2 separate regions of the Homo sapiens genome follow, and region 1 is linked to region 2. The links are chromatin contacts, found by Hi-C or POLR2A ChIA-PET in ENCODE. All regions are on one chromosome and are shown on one strand. Each heading gives the region's core, a stretch centred on a gene start or an enhancer-like site at or near the end of the contact. The rest is flanking DNA. Distances are from core to core; before and after follow the strand shown.

Region 1 (4,473 bases), core at 1,654-4,153, 1.1 Mb before region 2:
CCCACAAAGAACCCTGCTGCCAATACTAACCGAAAAAAATGGGGTAAATCTTGCCTGTAGCACTAGTCTATAAGCTCTCTCTCCTGGCATTTGGCTCAGAGTTGAATAGAAAGTAGCCACTGCCACTACACAGTGTCAAGGGACAAAAAAAATCACGATGCAGGTCCACAATCATTTCTGCAATATTAAACCAAAGGCATCTGTTACCTGCTTAAAGCTGAAGTCAACTTGAATTGTCCCAAATTCAACTTTGTCACGATATACACCCAAATAGTGCTTAATGATAGATTTAAGTGGCTATGACACAACATGGGCTGTACAGGACTTATAAACAGACAGGGTCTCTGTCACCCAGGCTGGAGTGCAGTGGCGTGAAAATGGCTCACTGCAGCCTTGACCTCTTGGTCCCAAGTGATCCATCCGCCTCAGTTTCCCAAGTAGCTGCGACCACAGGTACACACCAGCACACCTGACTAATGAAAAATATGTTTTTTTGGCCAGGCGTGATGGTTCATGCCTGTAATCCCAGCACTTGGTGAGGCTAAGGCAGGAGGATCACTTGAGCCCAGGAGTTCGAGACCAACCTAGGTAACAAAACAAGACCCTGTCTCTACAAAAAAAATTTAGCCAGGTATGGTGGCGCATGCCTGTAGTCCCAGCTACTTGGGAGGATGAGATGGGAGGATCGTTTGAGCCCAGGGGGTCAAGGCTGCAGTGAGCCTTGCACATGATCATGCCACTGCACCCCAGCCTGGGCCACAGAGCAAGAGACCCCATCTCAAAAAAACAAAAAACAAGAAGCAAAAAACAAAAAACAAAACACTTTTTTTTTTTTTGAGATGGGATCTTGCTCTGTGGCCCAGGCTGGTCTTTAACTCCTGGACTAAAGTGATCCTCCTAACTTGGACTCCCAAAGTGCTGAGATTACAGGTGTGGGCCACCACGCCCAGCCGGATGTCATTTCTGAATAAGAATAACCACAGAGACATGAATGAGAGGGCTCTCCAAATTGCTGGTCTTGACAAAGATTTGCTTCCCTTGCATTCTTCCCCTTGATGCAAAATAACTGCCTTTTATTGGACTACACCCAGTTTGACTCACAGAACTTGAAGAAATTATAACCTAGATGACTAGATGAACACAGTAATCTCCATAGACCATAGGAGATTGCAGTGGATGGCAAAGTGTTACTAAACAAAAGGAGGAAAGGTCAGATGGAAAGCTGTACACTTACGTCCTTCTCCTGGATGGTGCACTCCTTACAATAATAGGCATCAGAGACCCCAGGTCCTCCACAGATCACACAGCGCCCCTGGTAAGATCCATAGTTACACTCATCACATATGCGCACCAGAGTGCAGGGACGCACATAGGAGTCACAAATCACACACTTGCCATCACCTGTAAGGAAGAGAATGGAGTCATGCTCACAAGTTCTTCAGTCCTCTGCTATCTCCTGCCATGGGGAAATATACTAGTCTCCTGGGAAATACACTAGTCTCCTTTTGACAGTGACTTTAGGGCCCTCCTCTTGGCATCACAAAACTTGGTTTCCCCAGTGTCCATCTCAAGCCCCTCAACACATACAAAAGTTTACCAATTAACATATGTGAAGAGCTTAGAAAAGCACCTCGGAGATGATAAGCCTGTATAATTGCTGGCAAAGTGCTGTGTGTTGGGGAGGGGTCATGCTACTCTGGCGATTCTTCCCGTTGAAAACTAGAGAGATACAGCGTTAAATGTGCAAGCGGCAGTGGGGAGTTAGAGGGGCCTTTGGCTAAAGTGCAGCATTCAGTGTTCACATACTTCCAGGCACATCTACTCAAAGCCCTCTTTGTGGCACTTTTGCTGGTTCCACAGAAAACTGGGAGTGGGAAGGGTGGGTTGTTGGGACGGTGTGTTCCACTCACATTTTTCACACAGTCTTCCGATGGCTGCAAGATGAAAGATGGTAAAAAGTACAATTAGAATAAAGGTTTTGAGAAAGAGGAGAAGTACATCCTCGAGCTGGGGGTAGGGACATGAGTAAGGACTGCAGTGAGTGAGACCTGCGGATAGCCATTTTATCATTACAAATTTCCATATGAACCAAACCTACATCCAAGCACCCTCCTGAATCTCCTCCAACGCCCTGGGCAAGCTCAGAGTTTCTCTGGACCTGGTTCAGACCCCACCCCCCGATACCTGCCTGGGGCTCCCAGCACGCGCACCCCCGCCCTCTTCTCATCAGAGGCCACAAACCTGCGCGCTCCTACAACACCCCGCGCCTGAGAGGCGGGAAACGTGGCGCCTGCGAGGCAAGCCCCTAAGGAAGAGACGGGAACCCCCGACCCCCCAGCTCCTAATACCACCCCTGCCCAGACAGCCAGGGGTAGGGCGCAGTCTCACCAACACCAGCCTGCTTGCGGCAAAAGATCAAATCAGGATGATGTTTAGCCATAGCTCCTAACTAAGCCGGCCACCGGAAGCTTCGGGAACTTCCGTCCGACCTTTAACCCCCATTGTTCCTGCCTCCACGTCGCTGTGATTGGTTCTCTAAGCTTCCGTCAGTTTACAATCCTTGCACCAGGCCCGTCTTGCTCTCGCGCGAGTTTTTGTCGCTGCTGGGCGGCCAGGTCCTGGCAGGTGCATGAAACTCTTAAAAACTCTCCCAGATTTGGATGGCGGAGATAACTAAAATTTGTTCTTGGGTAAAACATCTTTGTGCTTGGTATCTATTTCTGCAAGTGTCTTTGGGCAGTCCGATTTCCTCTTGCGTGTCTGTTCGTTGCACGTGAGCTCCGCCCATTGCGTTCACAGGGTTCTGGCGCCTCTAGGGAGGCCTCGCCTTCACCGTGACGCCCCACTCTTCCGGGCACGCCCCTGCCCAAAGGCTTTAAAGGCGCCGTGTGGGACGTCACTTTAATGCGACCTCATCTTTGTCAGTGCACAAAATGGCGCCCTACAGCCTACTGGTGACTCGGCTGCAGGTGAGCGAGCTCAGGGACCTCTGGGTTCACGGGGGCGGGGTGCCTCCTACTGTGCCGGCGGCTGTGGGCGAGGCAGGGCGAGGCGGGCCCAACCTGGGGCCAACTTCTCGTGTACCTGTCCCGGTTGTGGGCCCGGCACCCGTGCCCGCTTCTCTGGTGCCCTAGGTCAAGGCGTCCCCGGCACAGTCAGCTTTCCTGGCCCTGTCCCTGCCTCGCAAGAAGCGTGGGCCCAAGCAGCGGCGGCCGGGTGAAGAGCGGAGGCACCTCTTTCTTCTTTTTGAGGACAGCATTGCCTGCTCCCGTGGGGTGTGTTTCCATTCCTCAAGGTGAGGACAAGGTGACTAGGGGGCGCGGTCGTTGTTGAGTCTTCTAGGCCCAGTTCCTGAGGCCTCACTTCCCATCTCTTAGCAACAGAGGCATGACAGCATCTACGGTTGCCAGGCCTGGAGTCTGGAGAAGAAACTAGGACCCTGTACCACCTTTTGAGGACCCTGCGGAACGTGGAATGTCGGGGAGGGGGGCGGTCTTCTGGGCCCATACGTAGTAAATAATATAATAATAGTCTCTCACCTTTGCACAAGATTTGAGGCCTGTTTTAATTCTTCATAATATTATTTGATTCCTGTAATCGTAGGAATGAGGTGGTTTTTCTCATTTGATAGATGATAAAGCTGGTAGAAAGTAGGTGAAAGTTCTGATTCTCAAGAGTGTCACCGAAGTGCTGTGGCAGAAGCATGGGCCCTACCACCACTCAGTTCTTGTTTATGTCAGCCTGCCCTCACAGAACTTTATGAACCACGGTGCAATTATTTCTGTTTGTCAGAATGCAGTACGAATATTTTGAGCCTCACAATAAGTTGCTTGTCAAATATGGGAGGATAAGGAGACTCCAGTTTGACCTTGACTCCCCTGTTAGGAGCTATCTAGAAAGCTGACTGACTGCCAGATGATTTTTTCACTTCTAACTTGACAGCCCTGGGAAGGTGTTATACTCAGAGGTTCAATGTCAAATGTGTACTTTGTTAATAAAAATCAAGCAAGCATCTGTAGACATTCTCTGTCAACCTTTCACATTTAACTTTGTGAATTCCTTTTGGATCAAGTGGCGCAACTTTGATAATAGAATTTTACGAGTTGTTATGCGTTGTACTCTCAGGAAGCTTGTGGTACTTGAACTTATTTTTCATCACATTGCTTAAATTTAAACTTGAACTTATTTTTCATCACATTGCTTAAATTGAAACCATATGGTTTAAAGTAAAATCATCATTTATCTGAAAGAAAATATTTCTGATCTCAATTCCGGGCTAAGGGAAAGGATTTGCACCTAATTATCTCTTTACATCTTTTTTTTTTTTTTTTTTTTTTTTTTTTTTTTTTGAGACAGTCTTGCTCTGTCACCCAGGCTGGAGTGCAATGGCGCAATCTTGGCTGACTGCAACTCTGCCTCCTGGGTTCAAGTGACTCTCCTGCCCTCAGCTTCCCGAGTAGCTGGGATTACAGG
Region 2 (4,527 bases), core at 1-2,500:
GGTACACCAGGGCCTCACACATGCTGGCCTCTCTACCTGGCGTGTCACCCTCTTCCCTCCCGCTCACCTCAGGTTTAGCTCAAACCTCGCTTCCTCAGGAGAGCCTTAGCATCACCTCCGCCCCTCCTGCCAGCTCAGATCCCACTGCCTGTGCCTTCACAGCTTCTCTTAACAGTCTGGAGGCTATATTGATGAGATTCTTTGGTTAATCGCTGGCACACCCATGACTGTAATCCTCATAAAGCTAGGAACTGCTTCTATTTTTCTCACACCTCCGTCACAGTACCGGTTGGCGTAGAGCTGCGGTCCCTGAACTCAGGAAGCTCAGTTGCAATAACGGAGAAGACAATTAACAAGCATACAGCAAACTTGTATCAATTGTGAAAGAAACATTACAGGGTGATGGGGTGGCAGAGGTCTTCTTTCCATAGGCCATCACGGATGGCCTCTTTGAGGAAGCAACATTAAAGCTCAGGCCAGAACGCCACTGTGCAACAAACCGGCACAGCACGTGCAAAAACCCAGAGGGGGGAAAAAGCATGTTCCCTCAGAGGAACAGAAAGAGCTTTAGGTCGGCACCAGCCAGACCACGTGGCCCACACAGGTTAAGAAGTCTGGTTTTTGTTTTAGAAGCTACCTGATAAAGCCACTGGAGGGAATGCAGTAGGTGTGGCGCCTATCGTGGGCGCGGCAGACATGATCGAATCTAAATGTCCTTAAAAGAACATTCTGGCACGTGGGTGGAGAACAGAAGCAGGGGCAAGAGGAGAAGGAGGGCAACCGAGTAGGAGGGCCTATAACAGCCCAGGTAAGAGCTGATGGGGGATGGACTAGGAGCAGAGGCGATGAGAAGGGGATGGGCTCACCTGGACGAGCGGGTGTGGACGGAAATGGGTTTGTCCTGGGTGAGAGTGTGGACAGAGGCGGGCTCACCCAAGGGAAGCGTGGACCAAGTTGGGCTCGCCCCGGGAGAGTGAGCAGGCAGAAGGGCGCCGCCTGGGTCCTCGGGACCCCGGAGCCTCAAGACCTGCGGAGCCTGGGGCCACGGGCCACCGGGGCTCACACCCAACCGTGCGGCCGCTCCTGGGGACCCCCGGCCGTCGCCAACCCCCAAACACCTCCCGGCGATGCCTGACCGCCCCCGGTCTCGCGTCCCGGAGCCCCTCACCTGCGTAGCCCAGTGGGCTGGGGATACGGTCCTCCGGGTCCCGCGCGGCGCACTTCCTCCTGCGCGCCACCATCTTGCCACCCGGGAGCGCGGGGGCCGCCGGGAGTTGCGGTTCGGCGCCGGCGCGAGCGCGTTTTCGTGGCGCCTGCCCCGCCCCCTCACTCCAAGCCCGCCTCCCCGGCCCCGCCCGCCATGGCCCAACCTTCATCCGCTCAGAGATAAATCAGCGCGCGAAAGTGGGAGCGAATGTCAGAGTTGACCCCGGCCAGTCACGAGTGCGAACTCAGCTTTCCACTCATGCATTCACACGTTGAATAGGCAGTGTGAGAGAAATCCAGGATGGCTGCTAGGTTTTCAGTCTGAGCAACTAAGAGGATGGTGTTGCCATTGACTGAGATGGGAAGACTGCAGGAGAGGGGCCTGCTTGGGGGTGAAAATGGAGTAGATCAGTTCTCTGTGAGCCGTGGTGAGATGCCCATTAGGCCACTCAGGGGACATGTCAGGTGGGCACTTAGATATGAGACTGAACAGACTGAACATCAGAGATGTCAGGCCTGGAGCAATACACACGGGACTGGCCATGGATAGGTTATTGACAGTTACGAGAGGAGCCGGGTGCGGTGATTCATGCCTGTAATCCCAGCAATTTGGGAGGCCGAGGGGGGCGGATCACTTGAGGTCAGGAGTTCCAGACCAGCCTGGCCAACATGGTGAAACCCCGTGTCTACTAGGTACAAAAAGTAGCCGGGCGTGGTAGTGCATGCCTGTAATTCCAGCTACTCGGGAGGCTGAGGCAGGAGAATCGCTTGAACCCAGGAGGCGGAGATTGCAGTTAGCCAAGATCGCCCCACTGCAATCCAGCCTGGGCAACAGAGCGAGACTCTGTCTCAAAAAAAAAAGAAAGAGAAAAAAAAAGAAAGTTATGAGAGGGTGTGATCGCCAAGGGAGCAAGTGTAGATAGGGGAGAAATGAAGTCCAAGGACTCCACTTTTCTGGACTCCAAAGGGCCTCTCAGACTGTGTACCCGCCAGCCCTTGATGTATCTACTATTTCTCTTTTCCCAGTGTACAGTTGCTTCTTGGAAATGCTGTCGGCCCCTTTGGGGAAAGATTAGGAGCCTACTACTGCAAATATTTGTGGTCTGGAGGGGACCCAGCCTCCCTTTCAGTCAGTGACCTCTGGTTCTGAGGCCTAGCTTAGGCCTGGAAACTGGATGAGGGGTTGGGATTTTCCATCAGCAGCTGCCATTACTGTCCTGTTCGCTCGTTTTTTGTTTTTGATCTTTCTTTGCTTAGCGCAGTCAAGCAGTGTTGGGGCTTCCGTGGCCCCTGGGAATACCGTGGTCTACTAGCATTCACCAGAGACTCCTGTGCGCCCAGGATCCCTGGCAGCCACTCTGGCCTTGCTCCTGTTCTGACAGTCACATCAACCGAACCTCTGCTCTCTGGAATCCTATCTCCTGCTGACCTTTCCGAGCCCGGCTCCAGTCCTATTTGCCCTCTTCTACCCTGGCCTCAGAGGACGGCCATGCCGATTGCCCATTGATGCCTAGACCCCCCACTAGTCAAAGCAGTCTCTGGTGAACCCTCCAGAAATACGGTCATCTGGCTTCTCAGATGTTGCATAATAAATCTGTGCCTGCACATCCCCCTCCCCGAGGCCTTTGGCTCCTTCTCAGTGCCCTGCCACCATCGTTCTGTTATCTCCCTCTCATGTATTGCTTCCACGCTTCAAGGAGCCATCTCGATGGATATCAGGACTGGCCACACAACATCACTTTTTTTTTTTTTTTTTTGAGATGGAGTCTCGCTGTGTCGCCAGGCTGGAGTGCAGTGGCGCGATCTCCGCTCACTGCAACCTCCGCCTCCTGGGTTCAAGCAATTCTCCTGCATCAGCCTCCTGAGTAGCTGGGATTACAGGTGTGCACCACCATGACCAGCTAAATTTCTTATTTTTGATAGACACAGAGCTTCGCCATATTGGCCAGGATAGTCTCGATCTCTTGGCCTTGTGATCCGCCCACCTCGGCTTCCCAAAGTGCTGGGATTACAGGCATAAGCCTTTTTTTTTTTTTTTTTTTTTTTTTTTTGAGACGGAGTCTCACTCTGCTGACACCCAGGCTGGAGTGCAGTGCTGCCATCTCAGCTTACTGCAACCTCCACCTCCCGGGTTCAAGCAATTCTCCTGCCTCAGCCTCCCAAGTAGCTGGGATTACAGGCATGTGCCACCACACCCAGCTACTTTTTTGTATTTTTAGTAGAGACAGGGTTTACCATGTTGGCCAGGCTGGTCTTGATCTCCTGACCTCAGATGATCTGCCCACCTCGGCCTCCCAAAGTGCTGAGATTACAGGTGTGAGCCACTGCACCCAGCCTAGAATTCAAGACTCTTGAGCCCATCTATCCAGACGTTCCCTGCCCTAGGTGACAGTGTCCGCTCCTTCACTTCTGTGCTCCTTGACTGGAGCACAGCACTTAGCACAGCCGTTCATCTGCCCTGATTCAAACTCCACAGTTCTCATCAGGTTCTAGGCCTTTATCAGCACAATGTGACCTGTCTTTAAACACGTCTCTGGAAGCCCCTCCTGATTTTCACCTTGGGCTATAAGTTGATAAATGGCTGTCCTGAGGCCTGTTGTTTTCTTCCTTCAGCCCACTGATGCCACTCGATCAATTAACTCCACTTTCTTTATAATTACCACTGCCCATGTATTTCATGGGTCAGGAATTTGGGCAATGCTCTGCTAGGAGATTTTGTTTCTCCCTGTGGCACTGACTGAGGGCATTTGATGGTATTCAGCTGGCATATGGGCTGCACTAAAGGTTCCAAGTCACTTCACTCACATCGCAGCATCTCAGCAGATGAGTCCGGCATCTCAGCAGGGATGGCTGGTGATAGAGTTTGAGTATTTGTCTCCGCCCAAATCGCATGTTAAATTGTAATCCCCAGTGCTAGAGGTGGGGCCTGGTGGGAAGTGTTTGGATCATGGGGGCCTCATGGCTTGGCGCCGTCTTTGCGTCTTTGCGATCGCGAGTTCTCGCGAGATCTGTTTGTTTAAAAATGGGTGGCTGCTTCACCCCCCACTTTGTTGGTCAGGCTTTCACCATGTGAAGTGACCCCTCACACTTCGCCTTCCACCATGAGTCAAAGCTCCCTGAGGCCTCCCCAGAAGCAGATGCAGCCATGCTTCCCGTACAGCCTGCAGAACCAATTCAACGTCTTGGCTTTATAAATTCCCCAGTCTCAGGTATTTCTTCATAGCAGTGCAAGAATGGCCGAATATGGCTGGGCTCAAGTGGGACTTGTCAACTAGAGCACCCACCCATGGATTTCCTAGCATGTGGTCTCAGTAGTCAACT

Evidence for each region. Hi-C counts contacts between places; a loop is a spot of excess contacts on that map. ChIA-PET counts read pairs that join two places held with the same protein, here RNA polymerase II (POLR2A). Pooled maps may share reads with other maps.
Region 1: a pooled map shows a loop between it and region 2 (6-fold over the local background). The contact joins the promoter of ACO2 here to the promoter of RRP7A in region 2. A Hi-C loop is called at or near these places in 5 of 50 pooled maps. POLR2A ChIA-PET finds 5 or more read pairs at or near these places in 2 of 52 experiments (GM12878 and H1).

What each region holds. Positions count from the first base shown.
Region 1 is chr22:41,466,214-41,470,686 of GRCh38, forward strand. It overlaps ACO2 (aconitase 2), which reads left to right and starts at 2,904. Exons shown (of 18, transcript NM_001098.3): 1 at 2,904-2,969. The coding sequence starts at 2,934. PHF5A (PHD finger protein 5A) reads right to left here and starts at 2,479. Exons shown (of 4, transcript NM_032758.4): 1 at 2,389-2,479; 2 at 1,911-1,934; 3 at 1,235-1,401. The coding sequence starts at 2,440. RefSeq lists enhancers at 2,209-2,878, 2,448-3,009, 3,010-3,571.
Region 2 is chr22:42,518,546-42,523,072 of GRCh38, forward strand. It overlaps RRP7A (ribosomal RNA processing 7 homolog A), which reads right to left and starts at 1,251. Exons shown (of 7, transcript NM_015703.5): 1 at 1,169-1,251. The coding sequence starts at 1,241. LOC124900479 (a long non-coding RNA gene) reads left to right here. Exons shown (of 3, transcript XR_007068117.1): 1 at 1-808. RefSeq lists silencers at 1,003-1,132, 1,143-1,312, 1,333-1,392 and enhancers at 1,573-1,632, 2,158-2,452.